Regions from separate parts of the Mus musculus genome. Here regions 1 and 2 are each linked to region 3. The links are chromatin loops, found by intact Hi-C in ENCODE. Cell type or tissue: left cerebral cortex. All regions are shown on one strand. Region 1 has its middle 9.9 kb from the start of Scyl1. Region 2 holds the start of Sipa1 (signal-induced proliferation associated gene 1). Region 3 holds the start of Ehbp1l1 (EH domain binding protein 1-like 1).

Evidence for each region. A loop is a pair of places that touch in the nucleus more often than their neighbours do. Peaks named below come from ENCODE experiments on the same cell type or tissue, not always from the same donor. Only the 100,000 strongest peaks of a DNase experiment are listed, where the experiment ranks them.
Region 1: it touches region 3 in a loop (2.4-fold over the local background); 20 of 42 quality-filtered maps call a loop at or near these places.
Region 2: it touches region 3 in a loop (3-fold over the local background); 2 of 42 quality-filtered maps call a loop at or near these places.

The regions. Positions count from the first base shown.
Region 1 is chr19:5,777,281-5,785,280 of GRCm38, reverse strand. No RefSeq gene overlaps it. Among named protein-coding and RNA genes, the nearest start is that of Scyl1, 9.9 kb to the right of the region's middle. In left cerebral cortex, CTCF peaks have their summits at 4,014 (motif pointing left) and 4,852; a DNase peak (open chromatin) is centred at 4,898.
Region 2 is chr19:5,657,932-5,665,931 of GRCm38, reverse strand. Sipa1 (signal-induced proliferation associated gene 1) reads left to right here and starts at 2,225. Exons shown (of 17, transcript NM_001164480.1): 1 at 2,225-2,328; 2 at 4,306-4,336; 3 at 4,821-5,618; 4 at 6,209-6,336; 5 at 6,422-6,598. The coding sequence starts at 4,952. Pcnx3 (pecanex homolog 3) reads left to right here. Exons shown (of 35, transcript NM_144868.3): 33 at 91-224; 34 at 305-603; 35 at 685-1,297. The coding sequence ends at 879. In left cerebral cortex, no CTCF peak of the experiment used is centred here; DNase peaks (open chromatin) are centred at 2,216, 2,635, 4,439 and 4,797; H3K4me3 peaks cover 2,612 bases; H3K27ac peaks cover 3,836 bases.
Region 3 is chr19:5,724,030-5,732,029 of GRCm38, reverse strand. It overlaps Ehbp1l1 (EH domain binding protein 1-like 1), which reads left to right and starts at 5,713. Exons shown (of 19, transcript NM_053252.3): 1 at 5,713-6,113. The coding sequence starts at 6,010. Fam89b (family with sequence similarity 89, member B) reads left to right here and starts at 2,364. Exons shown (of 2, transcript NM_181452.2): 1 at 2,364-2,793; 2 at 3,162-3,943. The coding sequence starts at 2,503. The coding sequence ends at 3,440. It overlaps Znrd2 (zinc ribbon domain containing 2), which reads left to right and starts at 298. Exons shown (of 4, transcript NM_020491.5): 1 at 298-354; 2 at 435-586; 3 at 705-789; 4 at 1,318-1,724. The coding sequence starts at 336. The coding sequence ends at 1,661. In left cerebral cortex, CTCF peaks have their summits at 1,044 and 4,022 (motif pointing right); DNase peaks (open chromatin) are centred at 2,733, 3,239, 4,023, 7,296 and 3 more places; H3K4me3 peaks cover 5,664 bases; H3K27ac peaks cover 3,572 bases.

The sequences.
Region 1 (8,000 bases), 53 kb before region 3:
CAAAGCTATGTGGTTTAGAGGGATCTAGAGATACGCAGTGGAAAGAGCTGGGTTGGGGATTGGATGGGGAAGAGCTTGTAGGGTCTGAGATGGCCTCAAGGTGTCCTGCCTTGGCCTGAAGCCAGCTCAAAAGCCCTCTGCTGACAGCCTCCCTCTTACCACAGACCACTGCCAGTGCCCAGTGGGTAGAGCGCCCAGTCAGTTCCCTGACACCCTTTTCTGCACAATGAGCATACTCTAGCCCCCCATTACCCACCTTTGTTCTCTGCACCCCCTTTTGGCTCTTCCGAACCTTCAGTCTTCTCACCAAGAAAGAAAGCCCACTAGCAGCTGACACACTCTCAGAAAAGGGGTTGGAAAGGAGAGGAGAGGCACACTGGATCCCACTCTCTCTCCTGAGCCACCAGGGCAAGCCTGGTGTCCATGACTGTTCCTGGGGACTCTATCCACCCCAGACAGACAGGACAATGACTGAAGGAATGATTCCACCCAAGCTGGAGAGTTTTGTTGTTGTTATGGTCTGGTGTTTTTTGTCTTTGTTTTTTTTGTTTGTTTTGTTTTGTTTTGTTTTGTTGTTTTGTTTTGTTTTGTTTTTCTAGACAGGGTTTCTCTATATAGCCCTGGCTGTCCTGGAACTCACTTTGTAGACCAGGCTGGCCTCAAACTCAGAGATCTGCCTGTCTCCCCACCACCAACCGGCACAGGTTTTTGTTTTGTTCTTGTTTTTCTTTATTTTTCCTTTTCCCGAGAGAAATAACTTGAAGTTGGATGAGTAGGGAGATGGGTGGGGGGGGTATCTATGAGGACTCGAGGAGAAAGAATATGATTAAATAGAGTGTATGAAAAATTGAGCCACATAGTGGTGGCACACACCTTTAACCCCAGCACTCAGGAAGCAGGGAGGTGGATCTCTTTGAGTACAAGGCCAGCCTGGTCTACAGGACAGCCAGTGCTAGGTCCTGAAAATCCAAAAAACCAAGCCAACACAAACAAAATTAAACACAGTTAAATATAATTTCCCTGTGTTCTTTCCTCCTTCAAACGCTCCTCCCCTCCACACCCCTTTCACTCAAACTCATGGCCTCTATTTCTGCAACTGTGGTGACATATATGTGTGTATGTACACACACACACACACACACACACACACTCCTAAGTTCTTCTCAAGTGGAACTTGAACTGGGGTTACCTTTAGGAGTGCAGTATCTATGGGTGTCTACAGGCAGCTCCACCACCTCCCCTGAGCAATTGTTAATTGATTATTCACCCCCGGGGAAGGCAGCACCCCTCGCCTGTAGCCTTGTGGGTGCTCCAGTCAGCCTCCTCCTCCTCCGGCTGTTCGTGACCTGACCTGGGCCTTTTTGGGATCAGCGCAGGTCATTTATCTTGTCCAGTACCGGGAGCGATGCTGAGGGGAGGGGTTGGTTTTCTCCCTCCTCTGTGGAGAGTGAGCTTTTGGGGCCTCATCTAGAAACTTGGTAGAAATTTGACTTTGGGCTAGGACAGGGAGGAAGGCTCAGATAAGAATATATATACTTAGGCTGGAGAGATGGCTCAGCAGTTAAGAGCACTGACTGCTCTTCCAAAGATCCTGATTCAAATCCCAGCAACCACATGATGGCTCACAACCATCCGTAATGAGATCTGACGCCCTCTTCTGGTGTGTCTGAAGTCAGCTACAGTGTACTCACATATAATAATAAATAAATCTTAAAAAAAAATACACATTTGGTCTAGTACAAAACTCAAGGTAAACTCAGCTGAGGAGTGAGCTATTTTTTCTAAAATCTTGGACATCCTGATAAGCCCTTAGAAACAGTGATCACACGACTTTATTTATCGCCTTGCTTGTTCTGTGACTATTTGTGTTTATTGCCTTGTTTGTTTGTTAACCTAGAATTGACCTTATTATTTGCATGCACTTAAAATCGTATAAAAGCAGACAGGGAAAACATAACCCTGCCCCAGCCTCGGCACTGGCTGGGGTCCCGCTACAGTGGTGTCTAATTGTCTTTTTCCTTCCAATCCTTGCTCCCTCCCTGGAGATCCTGCTGGCTGCCTGAGCTGGGTCACTCCCCTCTGTGAGTCTAGGGGACTAAACTCAAGCCTGATGACAAGTGTGTTGACTGAGCCATCTCACCAGCCTAAGGAATCACAGTTCCTTGGTTTCAAGATGGTAACAGCCGTGTCATACTCAGAGGACAAGAGTTTCAGATATCCAAGAAGAGAGATGTGAAAGGCCAGCAAGGTGGCTCAGTGGCAGAAAGGTGCTCGCTGCTATTCCTGATGACGAGTTCAATCCCTGGGCCCCTGATGAAAGAAGGAGAGACTAACTCTTGAAGGTTTCCATACATACAGTGGCACTTGTGTCTACACACATACAAACACACATTTACACTCAAATTAATTGTGCATATAAAATATTTAATATACATAAAGCTATTTATTAAATATTAAAGAGTAAGTAAATTAAAGGATGTGGAGACAGGGCATGGGATGAGGGTGCCACCTCTCCCCGTCTCAGAAAAGATGCTGGGGCCGGGCGTGGTGGCACACGCCTTTAATCCCAGCACTCGGGAGGCAGAGGCAGGCGAATTTCTGAGTTCGAGGCCAGCCTGGTCTACAAAGTGAGTGCCAGGACAGCCAGGGCTACACAGAGAAACCCTGTCTCGAAAAACCAAAAAAAAAAAAAAAAAAAAAAAAAAGAAAAAGAAAAGATGCTGGGAAGCTTGGGAGTCATCAGGTTCCCAGGCTAGCCCACCTTGAAGTTTAGATAGGCCACCCAAATCTCAGGTGTCTATGGGCCAGGGCAAATGAGAGACAAACACACAGTGCTAACCTGTTTCTGCCCATGCGGATCCAAGCCAGATGGAGATCACTGTGACCTTTATCTACATGACAGCCAGGTCCCAATAGGGTGAGTCCACTTCCTCTCTCCTAATGGTGTGACATACCACCAGCTGTCTCTGAGCTAAGTTGAGCCCAGATGCTCTCAGCATGTCAGCATAGTGATGGCTCATGACTGTTGGTGCTTAGATGTCAGCTTAGGGCCCTATGTGGGCTCCTGAGACTTCTGGAGGAGGAGGTGTCAGGACCAAGTTGTCAGCACAAAGCAGACTCATCTGTCCCAGGCAGACAAAGGGCAGGGATACAGGACAAAGACAAGAGACAGAGGACAAGGAAGGAGCAAACAAGGGAGAGGAGAAAAGGGTATTTTTTCTGAGGTACAGGGAGGAAGGCCTCTGGATAGAGTGGAGACAGATGTGGCCTATAGACAACTGATGGTTTATAAAGGTAAGATGGAGAACCCTGAGGTAGGCTGAGGTGTTTAATTTTGAGTGGGCACGTTAATAGTTAATAGGCAAGCAGGGCTTGTGCTATTTGGACTTGAATACTTTGATGGTTGACCTTGGTAGTCAGGAGGAGGAAGTAGCCAAAGTGGGGTCAGGGGAGACCTTGGTGGCTATCTGAAGAATGCAATCTAAGGTTTTTAGCAAGAAAGAGGGAGAGCGGAGGAGGGCAAGGCCTGCCAGAGCCAGGTTTGCGAGCTGGCAGGGCCCCTTCAGAGGCACCACTGAAGTGGAAACTTGAGGGCTCTTTGGAAAGTCACTTCTGTTGGATGGTGTTTTGTTGTGGGCAAACACGTGAAGGAATGTTTCCTTGAAGCACACAGGTGAAAGGCTACGGCAGGCTCCTGAAGGAACGCTTTGCTTTAGCAGGATATCCTTCCGCCTGTGTCTACTAGTGCTCTAGTTGATATAGGGGTATATTATTCAGCAATATTCAATACTTCAGTCATTTCTTTGTTGTGACACCATTCAAATAGCTCCTTTGTAATTCGCTTTATTTTCTTCCTTTTTATTTAAAAAATTTAAAATGTATTTGTTTGGGCTGGTGAGATGGCTCAGTGGGTAAGAGCACCCGACTGCTCTTCCGAAGGTCCAGAGTTCAAATCCCAGCAACCACATGGTGGCTCACAACCATCCGTAACGAGATCTGGCGCCCTCTTCTGGAGTGTCTGAAGACAGCTACAATGTACTTACATATAATAAATAAATAAATCTTTAAAAAAAAAAAAATGTATTTGTTTTGCGACATGGCCTGACTATGTAGACCAGGCTAGCTTAGAACTTCTATGTAGATCAGGCTAACCTCAAACTCATGGAGATCCACCTACCTTTATCTCTTGATTAAAGGAAGGATTAAAGATGCATATAATTGAGCCGGGCAGTGGTGGCGCTTGCCTTTAATCCCAGCTCTTGGGAGGCAGAGGCAGGTGGATTTCTGAGTTCGAGGCCAGCCTGGTCTACAGAGTGAGTTCCAGGACAGCCAGGGCTATACCTGGGTCTCTCTTTTCTTTCTTTCTCTCTTTCTTTCTTTCTCTCTCTCTCTCTCTCTTTCTTTCTATTATGTATTGTACACTGTCACTGTCTTCAGACACACCAGAAGAAGGCATCAGATCTTATTACAGATGGTTGTGAGCCATCATGTGGTTGCTGGGATTTGAACTCAGGACCTTCGGAAGAGCAGTCAGTGCTCTTAACCACTGAGCTACCTTTTCAGCCCTGGATCTTTCTTTTTTTATTTTCTTTTTTTAAAATTAAAGATTCAGCCGGGCGTGGTGGCGCACACCTTTAATCCCAGCACTTGGGAGGCAGAGGCAGGCAGATTTCTGAGTTCGAGGCCAGCCTGGTCTACAAAGTGAGTTCCAGGACAGCCAGGGCAACACAGAGAAACCCTGTCTCAAAAACAAAAACAAAAACAAACAAACAAAAAAATTAAAGATTCAGTATTTACATTCACGTGTCTCTGGTTTTATGCAGTGTGTAAATGCAATGCCCTCAGAGGCCGGAGGAGGGCAATGGAACCCCAGGAGCAGGGATTTCAGTGATTTGTGAAGCATCTGAAGTGGTTGCTGGAAATCCCACTGTTCTCTGGGAGAGCAGAAAGTGTTCTTCCCGCCATGCCGTCCCTCCAGTTCCACTTCACACCTGCCTTTCCCTCCGCTCTGGAAGCCCATCGCCCCTGCCCAGGCCTAGCCAAAGGCCACTTGTAGTCAGTCCTGACTGCTCTCTGGACTGCAGTTTAGCCACTTCCGGTCCTTCCCAGGCTACACTTTGGTGTCTGTTTAGATCTTGCAAGTCTTGTCATTAGGTGACAGAGTGCCCCCTTTCCCCACCGAAGCTTCCTTTAATCCCAGCACTCGGGAGGCAGAGGCAGGCGGATTTCTGAGTTCGAGGCCAGCCTGGTCTACAAAGTGAGTTCCAGGATAGCTAGGGCTATACAGAGAAACCCTGTCTCGAAAAACAAATAAATAAATAAATAAATGAATATATATATATATATATATATATATATATAGAGAGAGAGAGAGAGAGAGAGAGAAAGAAAGAAAGAAAGAAAGAAAGAAAGAAAGAAAGAAAGAAAGAAAGACAAAGAATTCATAGCTTGGGCTGGAGAGATGGCTCACTGGTTAAGAGCCTCTGCTCTTCCAGAGGTCCCGAGTTCAATTCCCAGCAACCATCTGTAATGGGATCTGATGCCCTCTTCTGGAATGTCTGAAGAGAGCAACAGTGTACTCACATAAGTAAAATAAATAAATCTATCTATCTATCTATCTATCTATCTATCTATATCTATCTATATATATATAAAGACTTCTTAGCTGTTAGAGCTGCTTTGATTTAATGGCTTTCAGTGTTGGTTGATGCTTATATTTATTGAGATATAAAAAAGTCAGCTGAGGCTGAGGAGGGTGGGCAGAGCTAGCAGAGCGAGAGAGAAGGCAGTTGGTGCAGAAGATATCATTAGGAGTTGAGCCAGGAAAAGCTAAGCTGAGCGGAGAGGCTAGAACAGTCGTTATAGCTTGGAGCTGCTGGTGTTGGGGAAGCTGGGAGGACAGACTGGTTAAACAGTTGTTGGGGAGCTGAGGGAGGAGTGGCTGGGAGACTCGGTTTCAGTGGCTGGGCTGGGAACACAGAGGGGACTGGCAGCGAGTTAAGAGAACTGGTTACTGATCTATAATAGGTAGCTGTGTTACAGGAGTGTATTATTTTGTTTCAGTTTGAGAAGTCCTGGCTGCCTAGAACAGTCTGCATGTGAGTACAGAGGCCCAAGGTAGCCAGGCCTTTGGCATGGGGAGTGGATGAAGTCCTGGCTGAGCGTGTATAGAACGGCATTGACATGAGCACAGCCATGTTGAAGACTCCAGTGCTTCAGAGCCATGGAAATGCAAGGCCTTCCCTGGGCCAGGCTCAGAGAAAAGGCAAAGCCTCCCTGGTCTGAGTGTGTGTATTGGTGAGGTGTGTATCGGTGAGCTGCCCACCTTTGGCTAACCCAGGTGCACGCAGAGAGTGTCATCTACTGTTTCCTTGACCCAGATGTTGACACTGTATGCAGTTGTCCACCATGGCTTTCTCCTCTGTGGGGAAACTCTGATATTTAAAGTCCACTGTGACCAGATGGCCTCTGAGCTCAGCACAAAATGGGAGACTCCCTTGTTGTTCTCCTTCTCTAACCTTGTCTGAGGGATTCTTAACACCCTTCTCCCTACCTGAGAAAACTCACAGTAGCATAAAAATCCGGAGTCCTCCGTGCTAATGAAGTATCTAGCTAGGCCAGTGAGCTTCCCTTTCTGGGCACTCCTTCCCGCCAAAGCTATCTAATGCCTGATTCACCCTTCCTGAGCTGTATGCATTTACCTTGGCCATCAAAGAAGTCATTTTGATGGAGCAAAGACCGTCTTTTCTTTTCATCAAGGATCCACATGGGGGGTGGGCGGAGTGGGGAAGGCCTTTGTGTAAAGAGCCCTTGCCTAAATCTCCCAGAGAAGGCCATCTGCCTTTCAGTCAGTTACTCTGTACTCTCTGCACTCATTCGGAACCAAACCGGCTCTGGCTTTCCCTTCCTGCCTGGCTCACGGGCACCCAGAGGGGAGGCTTGGACCTGGGACCCCTATTCCCAACTCCCAGCGGTGTCTGGGTACAAGGAACTTGGGAGAACAGAAATCTCCACTGCAGACTCCATCCACTGTTTCCCATCTGGAAAACCATGGGCTGGGAACCCCATTACTGACTGTGTACCGGCTCCCCTGAATGGCATGCCGGAGCCACTCAAGCACCCCAGCAGCGAAGCGAAATGACACCCAGCCAGACACTCCTCCTAGATGACTGCAGAGACTTCCTGTAGAGACAGGCTATCCTGCCTCCCTCTCATTTGGTGCATAGCTGGGGTGTGTGGGATCTCCATCAGAGAATTCAGCCGTGGCTGCATCTGGGCTCTGTAACAGTGGAGGGAAAGATGTTTCAGATGTTCGTCTCTAATAGTGAAAGGAAGAAAACCCAGTTCCTTTCTATTGTAGACTTTGTGGTGTGGCAGGGTATGCGCATGTGTGTGCATGCTTGTGGAGGCCAGAGGTCATCTGGGGTTCCTCACCCAGCCTGGAGGGCTGGACCTGGATTGCCAGTAAGGCCCAGGGGGTCCCCGTGTCCCATCCCCCCCTCCCCCCATCCTTTCCAGAGTTGGCTTTAACTGTGAGTCCCTAAGCCACATCACTACCTCCAGTTCAACTCTACACCTTTGGACAGGGCAGCTCACACTAGGTCTACAGTAACTGTTGCTTGCCTTCTTTATGGAGTTATTACGTGTTGAGACAAGGTCCCCCAAAGCACAGTTTAAGTGACCTCACTATGTGGCTGAGGATAGATGACCTAGACTTCCTTTTTTTTTTTTAAAGATTTATTTATTTATTAATGTAAGCACACTGTAGCTGTCTTCACACACTCCAGAAGAGGGCGTCAGATCTCATCACGGACGGTTGTGAGCCACCATGTGGTTGCTGGGGATTTGAACTCAGGACCTTCGGAACAGCAGTCAGGTGCTCCTAACCACTGAGCCACCTCACCAGCCCCCTTTTTTAAATGTTTTATTATTATTATTATTTATTTATTATATGTAAGTACACTGTAGCTGTCCTCAGATACTCCAGAAGAGGGAGTCAG
Region 2 (8,000 bases), 66 kb after region 3:
AGAGATGAGACTCCTGGGACTCAGATGTTTCTGTAGGGCTCGCAATGCCTCGCCCTGGACCCCTCACGCGTCTCCCGCTTCTCCACCCAGACTTCATAAGGGCTGTGGCGCTGGCTGTAATAGCGGAGGGAATGTGGATGACTCGGACTGTGGTGGGGGTGGCGGCCTGACCTCCCTCAGCAATCATCCGCCCTTGGCACACCCTACGCCTGAAAATGCAGCAGGTAAGCGGGCAAAGCTGGACTGAGCCTGTGGGTGAGACTGCGGCCCAGCCGAGCTCTCTGCTCTTATCTGTTTCCTACAGGCAGCAGTGAGCAGCCCCTCCCACCAGGTCCTAGCTGGGGACCACGGCCTTCCCTCAGTGGCTCTGGTGATGGGCGGCCCCCTCCTCTGCTGCAGTGGCCTCCCCCTCGGCTCCCTGGACCACCCCCTGCTTCACCTGCTCCCACTGAGGGTCCCCGGCCCTCAAGACCTTCTGGCCCTGCTCTCCTCAATTCTGAGGGACCCAGTGGGAAGTGGAGTCTGGGGGGTCGGAAGGGACTGGGAGGACCTGATGGGGAGCCAGCCTCAGGGAGCCCCAAAGGAGGCACCCCCAAATCTCAGGTAAGGAGCCTGTGGAAGAAGACGACCCCAGGAGTTCTCAGGTCGGTTTGTCTGCTCATCTGTCTGTCTTCTCTCCCATAGGCCCCTCTAGACCTCAGCCTCAGTCCTGATGTCAGCTCTGAGGCCTCACCTGCCAGAACCACCCAGGACCTTCCTTGCTTGGACAGCAGTATTCCTGAGGGTTGCACACCCTCCGGTGCCCCAGGTGACTGGCCTGTCCCTGCTGAGGAACGCGAGAGCCCGGCTGCCCAGCCCTTGCTGGAGCATCAGTACTGAGGAGTCAGCCTGGCCTCTGCTGGATCGCATCCCGGGACTCAGTAACTCGGACTCTGCTGGACTACAGAACTGATTGGCTTTGGCTCTGGTGTCTGCACCCTGATATCTGGCTACTTCAGTGTCACAACTCAGTGACCTAGACTTCTCTCCCTGATCCGTGGCCTGGATCCCAAACTGAGGCAGCAGCCTCCTAGCCAGGCCCTAAGAGCCAAACCCATGGGCTGGTCCCTCATTGGAGCCCATGGCCAGGACTGACTTTGCCTCTGGGGCCTGCACTGCCCCCAAGGCTGGCCTCCTTAGCCTGGACCTGGGGCCCGATATGTGGCAAGGGTGGGTTCATTCGTTCTTTTGTCATTTTTCTTTCTTTTTTTTTCTGTGCTTCAGAGACACCAAATTAATAACACTATTTTTGATTTTGGTTGGCAGTTTTATTTTCTGTGGGACGAGGTGAGGTTGGTAGAGGTGCCGGAGGCAGGGAGGCTGAAGTCAGAAGAGTGTGAGGGATAAGGGGTCAGACTGCTGGGCTCCAGGCAGACATGAGGTGGGATGGGCTGCCTTCCTCACCTGCCTCTGCCTTTCTTTTTTTTTTTTTTTTTTTAATGGTTTAAGAGCTTTATTATAGAAATGCAGGGGGGAAGAGAAAAGGTAGAGAGAGAGAGTGTGTGGGGACGGGGAAGGCTAGAGAAGAAGAAAGAGAAAGGAGAGAAAAGACAAAGGGAAGAGGAGAAAGAAGTGAGAGGATAAAGGAGAGAGCTGAGCCTCTGCTTTTCAAGCAGTCCTCTATGCCCAGGTGGCTCACACATCCATCAGCCTTGATCTTGATCAAAGACTGCTCAACCTCATTTGTTCCAAGCTTAAAGAAAATAACAGGTGAATAGAAAGGATTCTATTTCGTTTTTGAGACAGGGGCTTACTATGTACTCCCTATGTACATCAGGCTGGCCTTGACCTCAGATCCACCTGCCTCTGCCTTCAGAGTGCTGGATTTAATGGTGTTCGCCATTGCATAAATGGTAGCCTGTGTAGATCAGTTATCTAGCTTGGCCCAGCCCTTAAAGAGTGAAATAGTTTCTGGCCCTAATACCTGCTGTCTGCTGAGCCACAGCAGGACACTAAGTGGCCTCTAGCGCTCCAATTGGTCTGGAAGGCAGGTACATTTGTTCCCATTTCTCGGTGAAGTCACTGACTGGGCTAGGACCGGGAGTTAAAAGAGCAGCTGAAGGCTGGGACAGAGAACTTCAGGCTGTCCGGGGCTGCCTAGGTTCCTGTCGGAGGTCCCCACCCACTGTGCTTCCCGCCTTAGACAGCTCCCGGGTAGTCCCGCCCCTCCACTACGTACCGCCTCCATCCTGGCCCCGCCCCCAGGCGGAGCGGAGGCGCCGGGAGCGGTGTGAGCAGGCAGCGGGACCTTGGTGCGGAAGGCAGCGGTGGCCAGCTTGAGCCCGAGAGGTACTGGCGGGATCAGGGATCGGGAGGCACCAGGTTCGGGCTGGATACCCAACAAAGTAGCCTGGACGTGAACCCTTGTAGTGTGGGGAGGAACGGGACTATTGGCTGCTTTCGCTACACGTACCCCACCCAACCTCCTGCCCCAGTCCAGCCCCGAGTCAGCACGTCCAGTGTTCTGTCTCCTGCTGGCAGCTCCCACTCCCTCCTCTGCATGAGCAGATTCAGAGCTCCACTGAGTGGATTCATTGGTTCTGGACTTTTCTCAGCAATGCTGGCAGCTGCTCCTGCTGCTGAGTGTGTGGGGCTCCCCCTATTCTGGGGCTCCCCTTTTCCCAGTGTGACCTCTTTCCCAGCCTTTGCAATCCTGAGTCTGGCCTGGGAGGAAACATCTGCAGCACTCCCTGGCAACAGAAATAGGGTCACGACCTCCAGATGTGCTGGGAAGCATCCAGCGCCTCCTCCTGGGGCAGCCAGGCCTTCCGGATCTGTGGGGGCGGGGCACCCCCCTTTTCCCCCCTCAGTGACACAGGCTGCAAGGAATGTCCTGGCCTCAATGGACCTTGTGTGAAGATGAGGGGTGGGGGGCAGAGCCCAAGTACACCCCTTAAGGCAGGGCCAGAACAAGAGGGAGCTCCTGGACTGGGCTGCACACATTCCCAGGGCTCCTCCCGGCACTGCGGCCTCAGTCTGTGCCCACAGCTTGGTCTATGGACCTGGGGCCTGCACAGTTCACACACGGACATAGTTGGCTTCACCTTTCAGTTTCCAAGGAGTCTTCAAAGAACTCATGAAGTGCAGCATCAGAGCTTATCCTAGAAGACAGACAGACAGACAGGAAGACCCTGAGGAGGTCTGCTCTTGTTTGGTTCTGGAGACCCAGCTGAGGGGCACCGTGGAGCTGCTCCCTGTCCCCTCCCAGCCTGGCCCCCTTGATGCCACTGGATGATGCAAAAAAAAGTACTAATGGAGGCCTGCCCCTGCCCCAGCTGTTGGCTCCATTCCTAGCTCACGCCGAGGTAGGCTCGGCCTTCTCACACCTTTTGCACCTGCCTAGTGTAGCTTCACCACATTTCCGCACTTAGTAGGTCCCTGGGGCCTTGGGTGTTTCAGCCTTACATCCTGTGAGACCTTGAGCCTCTCCCGTCTCCCCTCACAAGGCTGCCTTACTCCTACGCACACGGGCAGAGTAGGCAGGTGCAGCTCTGACAAGTCCAGAAGCAGCAGTTCTCAACCTGTGTGCTGGGACCCCTTTGAGGGTCGAGCAGTCCTTTCACAGGGGTCACACTTGAGATATTTATCTTCTTCTTCTTCTTCTTTTTGTTTTTCAAGACAGGGTTTCTCTGTGTAGCCCTGGCTATCCTGGAACTCACTCTGTAGACCAGGCTGGCCTTGAACTCGAAATCTGCCTGCCTCTGCCTCCCCGAGTGCTAGGATTAAAGGCGTGTGCCAACACTGCCCGGCTCATGTTATGATTCTTAAGGGCAGCAAAATTACAGTGGTGAAGTAGCAATGAAAATAATTTTCTGGCTGTGAGGTCACCACCGCATTAGGAACTGTATTAAAGCGTCACAGAGTTAAGAAGGTTGAGAACTACTGCCTTCGAGATTCAGAGACAAGGTTCAAATTCTAGTTTGAACATGGAACTAATTCAGGCAAGCTCATCTTCTTAACTGGGCCTCACTGTGACCTGTCTCACTGGGTTCAGACCTCCCTGTCCATGCATGTGAGGCCAGGTAAACAGACATCCACAGGGTCCTGTTGGGATTAGCCTCTCTCACCCCTGGGAGTGGGCATAGTGACCTGCAAGAGGTTAGTATTAGTCTTGTCCTTTAGACTTAGGTGTCTTGGGTCCCATGACTGAGCTGTTGTGACCCTAGCACCTTCCTCAGGATATAGGAGCCAAGCAGGGGGCTGGGCTGAGTTGGGGCCACTTCCTGTGTTATAGGAAGTCCTCTCACCACTGCTTCTGTCCTGCAGCAGCTGCCCCAGGAGCTCCTGTGTCCTTGAGGTATTGAGACTGCGGGAATTGAGGGCACTGAGTCTAGGCCTTGGGTGCTCAGCTCTTTGGGGACCCTGGAGGAAGTGGGAGGTACCAGGGAGGAAGGTCTCTGGGGACAGGACGTCCTCCCTTTGTCAAGTGGGCAAGACTCAGACACCAGTGACTGCTTTGATTTCCGTCCTGGTGAAAACTGTCCAGAATTTGGTGGCAACCCTCACTTTGAGCCTAGTTCCACAGCCAAGGTGTACAGGGGAGAACTGGGAGGCCCCGGTGCCCACTAGACCCAGTCACTAGCACCCCGAGAGGCAAAGCATCCCAGTTCAGCTCCCAGCCTTGACCTAAGCCTGGGATGGGGGCTGGAAACTTCAGCCCCAGGCAGACAAGGAAGTGGCCAGGAAAGCGGAAGCAGCTTTGATGGTCCCGGAGGGGGCCGGAAGCTAAATGGGGTGGTGGAAGACTGGGCTGGGGGCCTGAGTTCCTGTTTTCTCCCCAGGCCCATCTGAACAGCCCCCTCCTCCTGCAGTGCAGGAACCACTGAAGCCTCAGCCTTCTGGCTGGGCACCAAGGACCCGTGCCCACCAATGCGGCCCGGCCCCCAGAGAGTCAGGCCCACAGAGCACGCCCATGTGGGCCGGCGGTGTGGGGAGCCCTCGGCGGGGCATGGCCCCTGCACCTACCGATGACCTCTTTGCCCGTAAGCTTCGCCAACCTGCCCGGCCCCCACTGACACCACATACCTTTGAGCCGAGGCCAGCTCGGGGCCCACTCTTGCGCAGTGGCAGTGATGCTGGTGAAGTCCGGCCCCCTACACCAGCCAGCCCCCGTGCCCGTGCCCACAGCCACGAGGATGCCAGCCGCCCTGCTGCAACCCCTACTCGGCTCTTCACTGACCCACTGGCACTGCTAGGGTTGCCAGCAGAAGAGCCAGAGCCCACCTTCCCGCCAGTGCTGGAACCCCGGTGGTTTGCTCACTATGATGTGCAGAGCTTGCTCTTTGACTGGGCTCCACGACCTCGGGGGACAGGCAGCCATATAGAGGCAAACTCTGGGACCTTAGCTGAGGGCCAGACTACCACCTCAGATCTACTGCTCGGGGCACCTGGCTTTGTGAGCGAGCTTGGTGGTGAGGGTGAGCTAGGGCTGGGTGGGCCAATATCCCCACCTGTGCCCCCTGCACTGCCTAATGCGGCTGTGTCCGTCCTGGAGGAGCCACAGACCCGGACCACAGCTTACAGCCTGGAGCACGCAGATCTGGGTGCAGGCTACTACCGCAAGTACTTCTATGGCAAAGGTAAGGGGCAGGCGAGCCTGGGAGAGCCAGGAGAGGATCTGGGTCGGAGGTCCCTGCGGTCTACATTCTATACAGTGGGAGGCTCATGGGCTGGCCTTCCCTGTAAAAAAGGGGCAGGAGCTGAATTGGGCTCTGTTGGCTCAACTCTGACCACCTCTTTAAGGCCAAGCCCTGGTGTCACACCTGAAGTCAGGGAGTGCCCTTCCCTCTGGCTCATCTTCATAACCCTCCAGGAGGCCAGTGAGCGATTTCCTATTTCCATATCTGTGTGATGAAACCCTGTTCTCATCATTAGCAGGAAAAGCAGCTTCCGTGTCTTGAATGGGAGAACCTAAGCTTTGGTGGAGCCAGGGCAGCATTTAACCTAGGAGGACTTAGACATTTGTTCCCTGGTCCTGGGACAAGGTGTAACCGTGGGTGGGACTGCAAACTGGGGTGGGAGTGAACTCCCAGGTTCAGCGCTTGGTGAGAGAATACCTAGGGTGGTACTTCTGTGGTGGGCGTAGTCAAGAAGGGATAGGGTGGTCTGTGGGTTTGACTGAAAGGCCACCGACCGACCAACCAACGACCCCCCACCCCCACCCCCACAGAACACCAGAACTTCTTTGGGCTGGATGAGGCGCTGGGTCCGGTGGCCGTGAGCCTGCGACGGGAGGAGAAAGAGGGCAGCGGAGGGGGCACCCTACACAGCTACCGGGTCATCGTGCGGACCACGCAGGTGGGCTGGGATTACAGGCTCAGGAGGCAGGTTTCCTCCACCACAGCCTATACAAAAACTGAATGTCTCTACATCCTATCCTTAGCTCCGGACCCTCCGTGGCACCATCTCGGAGGACGCACTGCCTCCCGGCCCCCCGAGGGGCCTATCTCCGAGGAAGCTTCTGGAACATGTGGCTCCACGGCTGAGCCCCACCTGCCTGCGCCTGGGTTCAGCCTCTCCCAAGGTGCCCCGCACGCTGCTTACTCTGGATGAGCAAGTGGTGAGTGGCTGGGAGGAAGGAGGGCGCAGCATCCCGGGGAGATGGGGCTGACCTTCATCTCCCTAACTAGCTAGCTTCCCTAACCCTGACCTGATCTGACGGGACCTCAGGAGAGCTGATCCACCTCCAGCCTTTCCGAGAGAAGGATCCAGGGTCACCGGAGACTTGTTTGATTAACCAGGCTTATAAAGCAGCCACAGCATGTTAGGAATGCAGAATCTGGGGCTGCAGCCTGGCCTGCTCAGGCTCTGCATTAAAAAACAAACAGAAAGCTGGACATGGTGGCACACGCCTTTAATCCCAGCACTTGGGAGGCAGAGGCAGGTGGATTTCTGAGTTCGAGGCCAGCCTGGTCTACAAAGTGAGTTCCAGGACAGCCAGGGCTACACAGAGAAATCCTGTCTCAAAAAACAAGACAAAACAAAACAAAACAAAAAAAAAAACAAAAACAAAAACAGAAAAGCTTAAGGCAATTCTTAGGCATCTTTACAGTATGGCTGGCCCTGTTGCTACACAGCTTCCTCACCATTTTTTGTCTTTATTTTTTTTTTTCTTCCCCCAGCCCATTTGGTCTCCTCCCCACATGGGAAGCTTCCTAGAGCTTCCTGTTCCACCTCAGGACTCTTGAGCTAGTTGGAAGTCCTGTACCTTGTGCTGAGAGTTGCCCACTGGCCCTGGCTCTCCTCTGTGTTGTTTATTCCAGTGGTCATTGAACAAATACATCTCATCCCTTCATAGTATCAGGCCTAGACCAGATGCTGAAACCGCTGCGGATGAAATGCTGTCCCTGAGTGTGGGCAGAGAGCCCCTGATAAAATACAGGAGCTGCAGGATTCCGTGACTGGAGGATGGGGGGGGGGGGGGCTAGAGGCCACACAGAGGGTACTGACAGCACCCAAAGTTTCACACTGGAAAACATACAAGCCCCCAGACCAGCATGAGCCTGTTTTCTGGGCAGGCAGGATTGAGAAGGCTCTTACAATAATGATTTAGAGAGATCTCTGCATGCCGCATGATGCTCTGTGTGGGTGGAGGGCTTGTGGGACTTGTATGGGGAGGCTTTTTTTTTTTTTTTTTTTTTTTGTCTTGTAGCTATTGAGAGGCACAGAGGGATTCAGGACAGACAGATCTGAGAGGCACACATGGGACGTAGGCTGGACAGAAAATGGGCCCAAAGCTGTGGTTGTTGTTCAGATTAGACATGGTGGTCAGGGTGGTTACAGGTAATCATGAGGTGGCTCACACTTTGTGACCCACTGAAAAGGGGTCACAAAGGTGAAGAAGGGCGAGATCCCCAGCTTCTGGGCCCCTGGGAGTTGTGTTATGTTGTGGGTCCCAGGGACTCTGGAGGAGAGATAGAGGCAGAGACATAGTAACTGAGGGGTCAAGATGTGGCCAGGTG
Region 3 (8,000 bases):
TGTGTGGAAAGACAACCCTGAGGGAATCGGGTATTTCACAGACCTAAGGGCCACTTTATCTGAGGCAAGTAGAAATGGAGACTCTGAAAAGCCACACCCGAGTACTGAAGCGTTACCAGGGAGACGGTGGTACCCAACCATAGCTCTGGCCACCAGCCGAGCCCGTAGGTCAGGGTCAAATGTGCAGCAGACACGCCCCCCCTTTGACTAAAGCGCCAGGAAGACCGTGTAAGCGTCACTTCCGCCCTCAGCTACCACATGTGGGAGGCGGGGCCGTAGTGGGGGCGCATCTTATTTGGATCACTTCCGGTGAGCCCAGCAGTGACCACGGCAACATGGCCTTGAACGGTGCAGGTATGCGCTTGGGATGTTTGGGCAGTGGCCGTGGGGTGCGGGAGGCAGCTCTCTCTATCTCCTGTGCCTGTTTTCTCTAGATGTCGACGATTTCACCTGGGAGCCTCCGACTGAAGCTGAGACGAAGGTGCTGCAGGCGCGACGGGAGCGGCAGGATCGCATCTCCCGTCTGATGGGGGACTACCTGCTCCGTGGTTACCGCATGCTGGGCGACACGTGCGCCGACTGCGGGGTGAGGCGAGTGATGAGGCCGAGGCCGCGGACCGGGCCGCACGACCTTTCCTCAGCTCCCTCTTCTGTGAACCCTGTCTCTCCGGCTCACCTATGTCCATGTACTTTCTGGTCCCCAGACGATCCTCCTGCAAGATAAACAGCGGAAAATCTACTGTGTGGCTTGTCAGGAGCTCGACTCAGACGTGGATAAAGATAACCCGGGTGAGGGTCCGAGTGTGCACTGTGGGGAGAAGAGAGTGGCGATAGCTACAGAGGAACTGTGAGCCTGGGAGGTGACAGTGGAAACTCCTGCGTGCTGTGGCATTAAGGTGCCTTCTCGTTTCCGCCCTAGAGAGGTGTTTCATTCAAGAAAGACCATCAGCCTTTTGTTTCTGACACCGTGGGGAGAGTCCTAGCAAAATAGTCATCCTACGTTGTAGAGTGCACGTGCAACCCTGGGTGCTTGTGCATGTTGGACAGGCATTTTACCACTGAAGGGCGGGCATCCCAGTTTACAGGAATAGACTTGATGCATAGATGAGGCCAGGCCATCTGTCAAGCAACTGGACCTCAAGTGTAAATCAGTGGGGCAGTGTTTGGCAAGCATGTGTAAGGAGAAAGAAGAGTAGAGATGAGATGGGATTGGCTTAGGCAGAAAACACCAGCAGCTCAGGGACATCAGTAAAGAGCACATGACTCGGGAGAGGCGGACGGGGCACCCTCACTCTTCCACCACTTTTCTTGTTCTAGCACTGAATGCACAGGCGGCGCTCTCTCAAGCTCGGGAACACCAGCTGGCCTCATCTACAGAGCCTGCCTCGAGCTCTCGGCCCCCATCCCAGCCACCAGTACCCCGTCCAGAGCACTGTGAAGGCGCAGCAGCCGGGCTCAAGGCAGCCCAGGCGCCTCCTCTTCCGGCTGCACCTCCAAATACGGACGCGGTGGCTTCCACACAGACGGCCCTCCTGCAGAAGCTAACCTGGGCGTCAGTCGAGCTGGGCTCTAGCACCTCCTTGGAGACTAGTATCCAGCTCTGTGGGCTTATCCGGGCTTGCGCCGAGGCCCTAGGCAGCCTGAAACAGCTGGATCACTGAGACCTCTATCCTGATCCCTGTTCCCCTGAGAAAAACCCTCCAGAAAAACAGTTTTTCCTCCGCGTGGTTTGTTCTTTCTTGGTTCTGAGTGTGCATGTGAGCCCCAGTTCTCCTCGATGGTTTTCCTTGCTTTTGGCATCTCACCTTTCCATGGTCTTTTCTACCTGAATGGTGAAGTTCTGCATTCAGGACAAGAAGTAAATGGCAGAGGGATAAGTGACACCTTATTCCAAGGACTGACCTCAGTCTTCCCAAAGGCTGGGCCACTAATCATTGTCTCTGACCCAGTACCCCCTTTCCTCCACTTGAGTGCCATTTGAAGTTTCAGTCCCTTTGGTGGCTTCCTTTCCTTCCTTTAACCATCCTGACTCTACCATCTTTCTCCATCTTCTGGCTGCTAGGATGTTGACAAATTGTGGGGAGGGGCAGTGATGCACTGTAAGAGTCAGGCACAGTCTTACCTTCCTACCCCAGACTCGGGCCTCCCACATCCCCGTGCTTTTAGAATCCTTCCCTTGGGAGAGGACACATTGTATAGGAATGAGGCAGCAAAAGGTCGCCAAAAAACCGTTTCTGACCCTTTCGGCCTCCCCTGTCCCATCCAGTTCTTTGATGGGTTTTTCGCTCCAGGGTCATCGCCGCGTTAAGAGAGGCCCCGCCCATGCAGGGGGGTGGAGCATAGGCGGAGTCCTAGGAGTCGGGGACGGAACAAAGCACGGCCTGCGGGCGGTGGCTGAGATCTCTCCGGAGACCGGGCCACGGAGAGCTGGTTCTCTGGGCAACAGCCCGCTGAAAACGTAAGAGGGGTCCAGGCGGCATCGTGGTCCACGCCTGCCTGGCTATGAACGGGCTGCCCGCGACTGAGGCGCCGGGCGGCGCGGGCTGCGCTCTGGCCGGGCTCCCGCCGCTACCGCGCGGCCTCAGCGGCCTTCTTAACGCTAGTGGGGGCTCGTGGAGGGAGCTGGAGCGTGTCTACAGCCAACGGAGCCGCATCCACGACGAACTGAGTCGTGCCGCCCGCGCCCCGGATGGTCCTCGCCATGCCGCTGGATCTGCTAACTCAGGTTCTGCAGCGGGCCCGCGCCGCCCGGTTAACCTCGACTCTGCACTAGCCGCGCTGCGCAAGGAGATGGTGAGTAGGTGGGCGCCTCGCCAGGGTAGTAGCTCTGAAGAGGGCAGAAATAAGTCTGGGATCCGCTTCCTCATCTCAGGTCCAGCAGGAAGCATCTGGTCACGGGGCTTTAGGACAGCACTGATAGTAATGTGTAGCAATTGTTGCATTTTTAAAAACTTGCCTGATTTCATCTTGCTGGACAATGTTACCCCATTGTATAAATGAGGGCCAAGGACTGGCTGGAAGGTTTCACAGTTGGCAAGTACCATCTGTTCTCAGAACTTTCACTTAAAGGTGCAGGAAGATTGGATAGGGTTGTCGTCCACGGTGGGAATTCTGGGGGTGGCCCGGACCCCCAACTCCAGCCCACTGTCAGTTGTCTGTAGGTGGGGCTGCGACAGCTGGATATGTCCCTGTTGTGCCAGCTGTGGGGCCTGTACGAGTCGATCCAGGACTACAAGCATCTGTGCCAAGACCTGAGCTTGTGCCAGGACCTGTCATCCTCTCTGCACTCGGACAGCTCCTACCCACCTGATGCCGGCCTGTCTGATGACGAGGAGCCTCCTGATGCCAGCCTGCCCCCAGACCCTCCACCCCTCACCGTACCCCAGACTCACAATGCCCGTGACCAGTGGTTGCAGGATGCTTTCCAAATCAGCCTTTGAAAGCTGAGGTGGATAGGAACGCACCCATACAAAAGGCTCAAAACTTGCCCTTCAGCAAGTCCTTAGTCTACAGTGCCTGCTCTTTTACCGGTACCACCTCACCTCACTTCAGGAGGGCAAGGCATTATACCCATCAGGCAAAGCGGTCAAGATTGCAGCCTGTGCCCAGTGTCCTGGGCTTCCACTTCTCCCACATGTGTGCACCCTAGCTTGGCCAGCCCTTAGTCTGACTGTGGGGCCCAAAGCGTCTTGCACTCCCGTTTGCATCTCTGGGACTGGGATGAGTGCCTAGCTCTCATCTCTTTTTCGTCTTTTGCTGCCTCTTGCAGCTGCTGGCTCAGCGGCATCCCTACCAGTGGCCCCAGGGGTTCATTGCCTGGGACAAGGGCTCCAGAACCCACCTCTGTAGCCACCCACGACCAGAAAGGCTAAGGTCTTTATGCTGGATATTTAAGTTTAGCGGCCAGTTCCTGGGCGGGAAAATAAATAATTTCAGCATTGTATTGTGATTGCCTGGTTAATTGGTACTGGGTTGGGGAATAGTTTTCTGGCAAGTGTAGTCTACGTTCTGCCGGCAGGTGGCGCCCAAGACCCCCTAGCGAAAGGCTTAATGGGCGTGAGATGCGAATCTTCCCTCTTGCGGGCAAGGTTGGAAGCTGGCCCTGCAGCAATATGAAAGCGGTCAAGTCTTTTCCCCTTGGGCTCTACGTTTTCGAACCCAGCATGCCCTTCCGCCTTGCTTTGAGCCTTTTGGGAAGGAAGGAGCCGCCCATCTTGAGGAGAGAAACTTTCCACCTCCCGTGCTGGGAGGAGTTGGCACAGGAAATGGGTGGGCCGGAGCTGCCTGACCCAGGGGCCCATCCCCATGAATAGGGAAAGGTCCAAGAAGAGTCTTAGAGTTGGTGCCCCGTGAGCTGTAGGGATTGCTGGGAAGGAGGGGTGTGGAGGCCGAAAGGAGTAAACAAGTTTCAGTTTGTAGACAAGCCTTGGAAGGGAGGGAGATGGCAGCCGGGCTCAGAGCATCGTTTCGCCTGGCTCAGGCCCCTGTGCTGCAGTCTCAGAGCACCCAGCCTACCCCGAGACAGCACGAAGGACCTGTAGGGTTGCACATAAACTGCTTCCGTAGAGAGGAAGCAGAGGACCACAGCGATATGATAGACAAAACTGGGTGTTCAGCCCACAGGAATAAGCCTGCACATTCTCAAAGTTGCACCCAAGCATCCTCATCCCCACCTCCTACCATAGTCACTTGCCTGCTGAAGATGCCGATAGGCTAACACGCCTGCAAGACCAGACATCCTAACCAAATTGAGGGTTACCAGGCAGGTGACACGTTGATGTGTTGCTCCAGGCCATCTCTCTAGCTGGGTATAAAACACCTTGCAAGGCTCATTACAGTGTGAATTGGATGTGTGAGCGATAAGGAGTCTAATCTAGGTGTTAACACAGCAGCTAACGCCCCAGGGACTTCCCAGGGGAGGAGCAAAAACCACCCATGTACATATTTTCTCTAGTTCTGATAACGGATTGCGCGTAATGAGACAAAATCAGCCCAGCCCTAAGCCAACCGCTTTCCCCATCTTCAGACTTCAATGACATACATAAAAGATAGAACTGTAATTGGCCCCATTTAACAGACTTCAAAACTGAGGCGCAGAGTGTGTGCTTTGTTCAGGGTGGCACTCTTTAGTAAAAACTAGTGAGTTTGAGGCCAGCCTGATCTACAAAGTGAGTTCCAGGACAGAAAAACCCTGTCTCGGGGGGGGGGGGGGCACCAGACAGACAGACAGACAGAACCTTTCACTGCTTGTGAGATGTGAGGATTGTTTTCCCTTGTGCCATATGAGGAGTCAGGTTTGGAGACTCTAGGTATATCTCACCAAGGCTGGCTCTGGGGCTCTGCATGGGTGCTAACAAGAATCTCCCACCCCAGAGTTAAGAACCGTTAACTCTGGCTCAGTGGACGGTTCTTTTCCTTTCTAGGTCTCTACTTTACAAGCTTGGGAAATGGGGTACCAACCAGTACCAAGGTTGCAGATATAAGGGAGACAGCAGAGGCAGCTCTTTTGGAGGGTGGCACCAAGTTGAGGGCTGCCACCTCTTGGAGCTCACACGTCACCCTAACCCCATTTGACTCGCGGGCGCCCATCAAACCGGCTTTGCGATCGGTACTCATTCCTTCCACCCCCGAACCGGGTACCCGGGTGTCCAAGTCCGGACGCTAGATCCCGGAAGCAGGGTCGCCCCGCCCCGCGCTGCAGCCCCGCCCGCCTTCGGACGCGGGGCGAGGGGGGGGGGTGCGGCTCCAGGAAACGGCGCGCTCGCTACTCTTGAGCTGAGACCAGCTCGACGCGCCGCGACGGCCCCGCAGACTCAGCCAGCCCACCAGGCGGACCCCGGGCAAACTCAGCCTAGGTCTAAACCTCAGACATATCTACACGGACGGGGCGGACAGATCCGGTGACAAAGAAAAGAGCTCCAGAGACCATGGGGACCCTGGCTGAGCCAGCAGTGGTGGGCAAGAGGGAGTCCCAAGCCTGAGAAGAGATCCGGCAGAGTTCCTCAGGCCATGACTTCAGTGTGGAAGCGCCTGCAGCGGGTTGGCAAGCGGGCCGCCAAGTTCCAGTTTGTGGCGTGTTACCATGAACTGGTGTTGGAGTGCACCAAGAAGTGGTGAGTAGAAGCGGGGCCTGAGGGAGTCCCCTAAGACTGATGTGGGACTCAACTTAGTTTGACTCGTTTGAACCTGGAAAAAAAATCCTCTCAAGTCTAAAGGCTAAAGGGGTTCCCATCCTAGGTATTCCAGACACTGAAGTGCCTGGCAGGTTGGGGGGACTCCTGTTGTGGAGAACCTTGTGGGGGTCAAGACTCGGTGGCTTTGGGAGAATCAGCCTGGGCCCACATTAAATCGGCTGTGGTCAGGACTCGGGGAGAAGCCCTCAAGCCAAGGACAGCGGTCTAGGGTAGCAGTGGAAAACGGAACAAGATTTTAGGGCTCCAGGGGGCTTTGGGTGGAAAAGACTTCATGGTTCCTAGTCCAGTTCAGGGTGAAAATGTGGCCTTCTCTTTTTCAGCCCCTCCCCCTTCAGCCAGAGTGGGCCCCAGAAGCTGGTGCTGTCTCCACAATGTCCTTAAAAGGGGAAACTGAGCTTGGATGGATAACAGGGAGGCGGGGAGAGGCTTAAAGGGGCCTGAAGTCCTAGGAGCTGGTGGGTTCAGGAGAGGGTCCGTGGAGGGAAAGAGAGTTGGGTGAGGGGACGACTTGCAAGAGAGGACAGGTCTTGTATTGGACTGTCAAGGGCCCCTGGGGGCATCTGGCTCACATGTCCCCACCGGGCAGCTGCCCAGGCCCCTGCGTCACACCCTAAATATATGTGCTCACCGGTGTCAGCTTCCCTTGGCTGGATTAGGGCACAGCTGTGGGGGCCTCACAGGCCAGGCAGGGCTAAATATAGACTCCCAAGGGGGAAGAGCTGGGGTAGGCCGGAACCATGGGGTCTAAGGAGGCGAAGGAGCAGAGGCTGGGGTCTTTGGGGGTAGCACCATTAATCATCAGCCTTGAACATGCTGAGTGTACCCGGAGGCCCTTTATACCGTAAAGGGTAAGGGAGCGTAAGAACTAGTTAGGCTAACACAGCAGAGCTAGCACTTGAACTCTGGCCTCTGGCTCCTGCCCCAGCACGCTGGGTGAGGCCAGAGGGACACTGGGCATGGTTCTGGTGAGCAGACAGACTATACAGACGGTGTCAGTGGGCTGAGTCACAAGTAAATGGGTAAGGCCCCGCTGGGTTTCTTAGCCAGGAGGCCAGGACAGGAAGCTGGCCCCTGCCTAGGTCATGGCTTCCCAAGAAGGCGTGGCGGCCTGAGTCAGGCTACCCAACCAGGCCACACCCTCCCAAGGCACCCGCTATTTCCCTTTTCTGGGACAGCTTGGCTGGGCCATTGCCTGTGGTTTGAAGCCTGGGGATGGTTGCTTACTTCTGGGTCAGAGGACTCTAGACTCAGCTGTGTGACCTTATCTAGCCGGCATCTCTGTGTCTCAGAAACCTCAAGGGTTAACAACAGTAAGCCACTTGTCCTGACTCAGCCTCTAGAGTGGTAGCAGACCTAAGCATCCAGTTGTGGGGCTGGAAAGAGACAGGGAATGCTCTCACACCGCCTTTGCCTGATCCTTTCCTTGACCAACCCTACCTCCCTGGGCAGAGGTCAGCACCTTGTCAGGGCTCAGCCCTGTGCAGCTCTCTCCTTGTACGTCTCTGCCACACACGTTTGCCTCCCCTGAGTCTTTGCAGCATGTTAGATGTTCAGATTAGCTGTCACTGCCTGGCAGTGTCCTCAGACTTTCCTGGGGGCCCACTGCCATCATCCCTTTAGAGTGGTGGCCAGTGGCCCTGGGTTTGAGGAAGTAGAACCCTGCCAGACCCTGCTCAGAGCCACTGAGTGCAGCAAAGGGCTGTCCACAGCCTGCCTACCTCTGTGGGTGGGTGGTGTCTAATGGCAAGCTGACCCTGTGCTGCTCTGGCCTCACTCCTCCCATTTACTGTCAGTCCACCTCTGCCT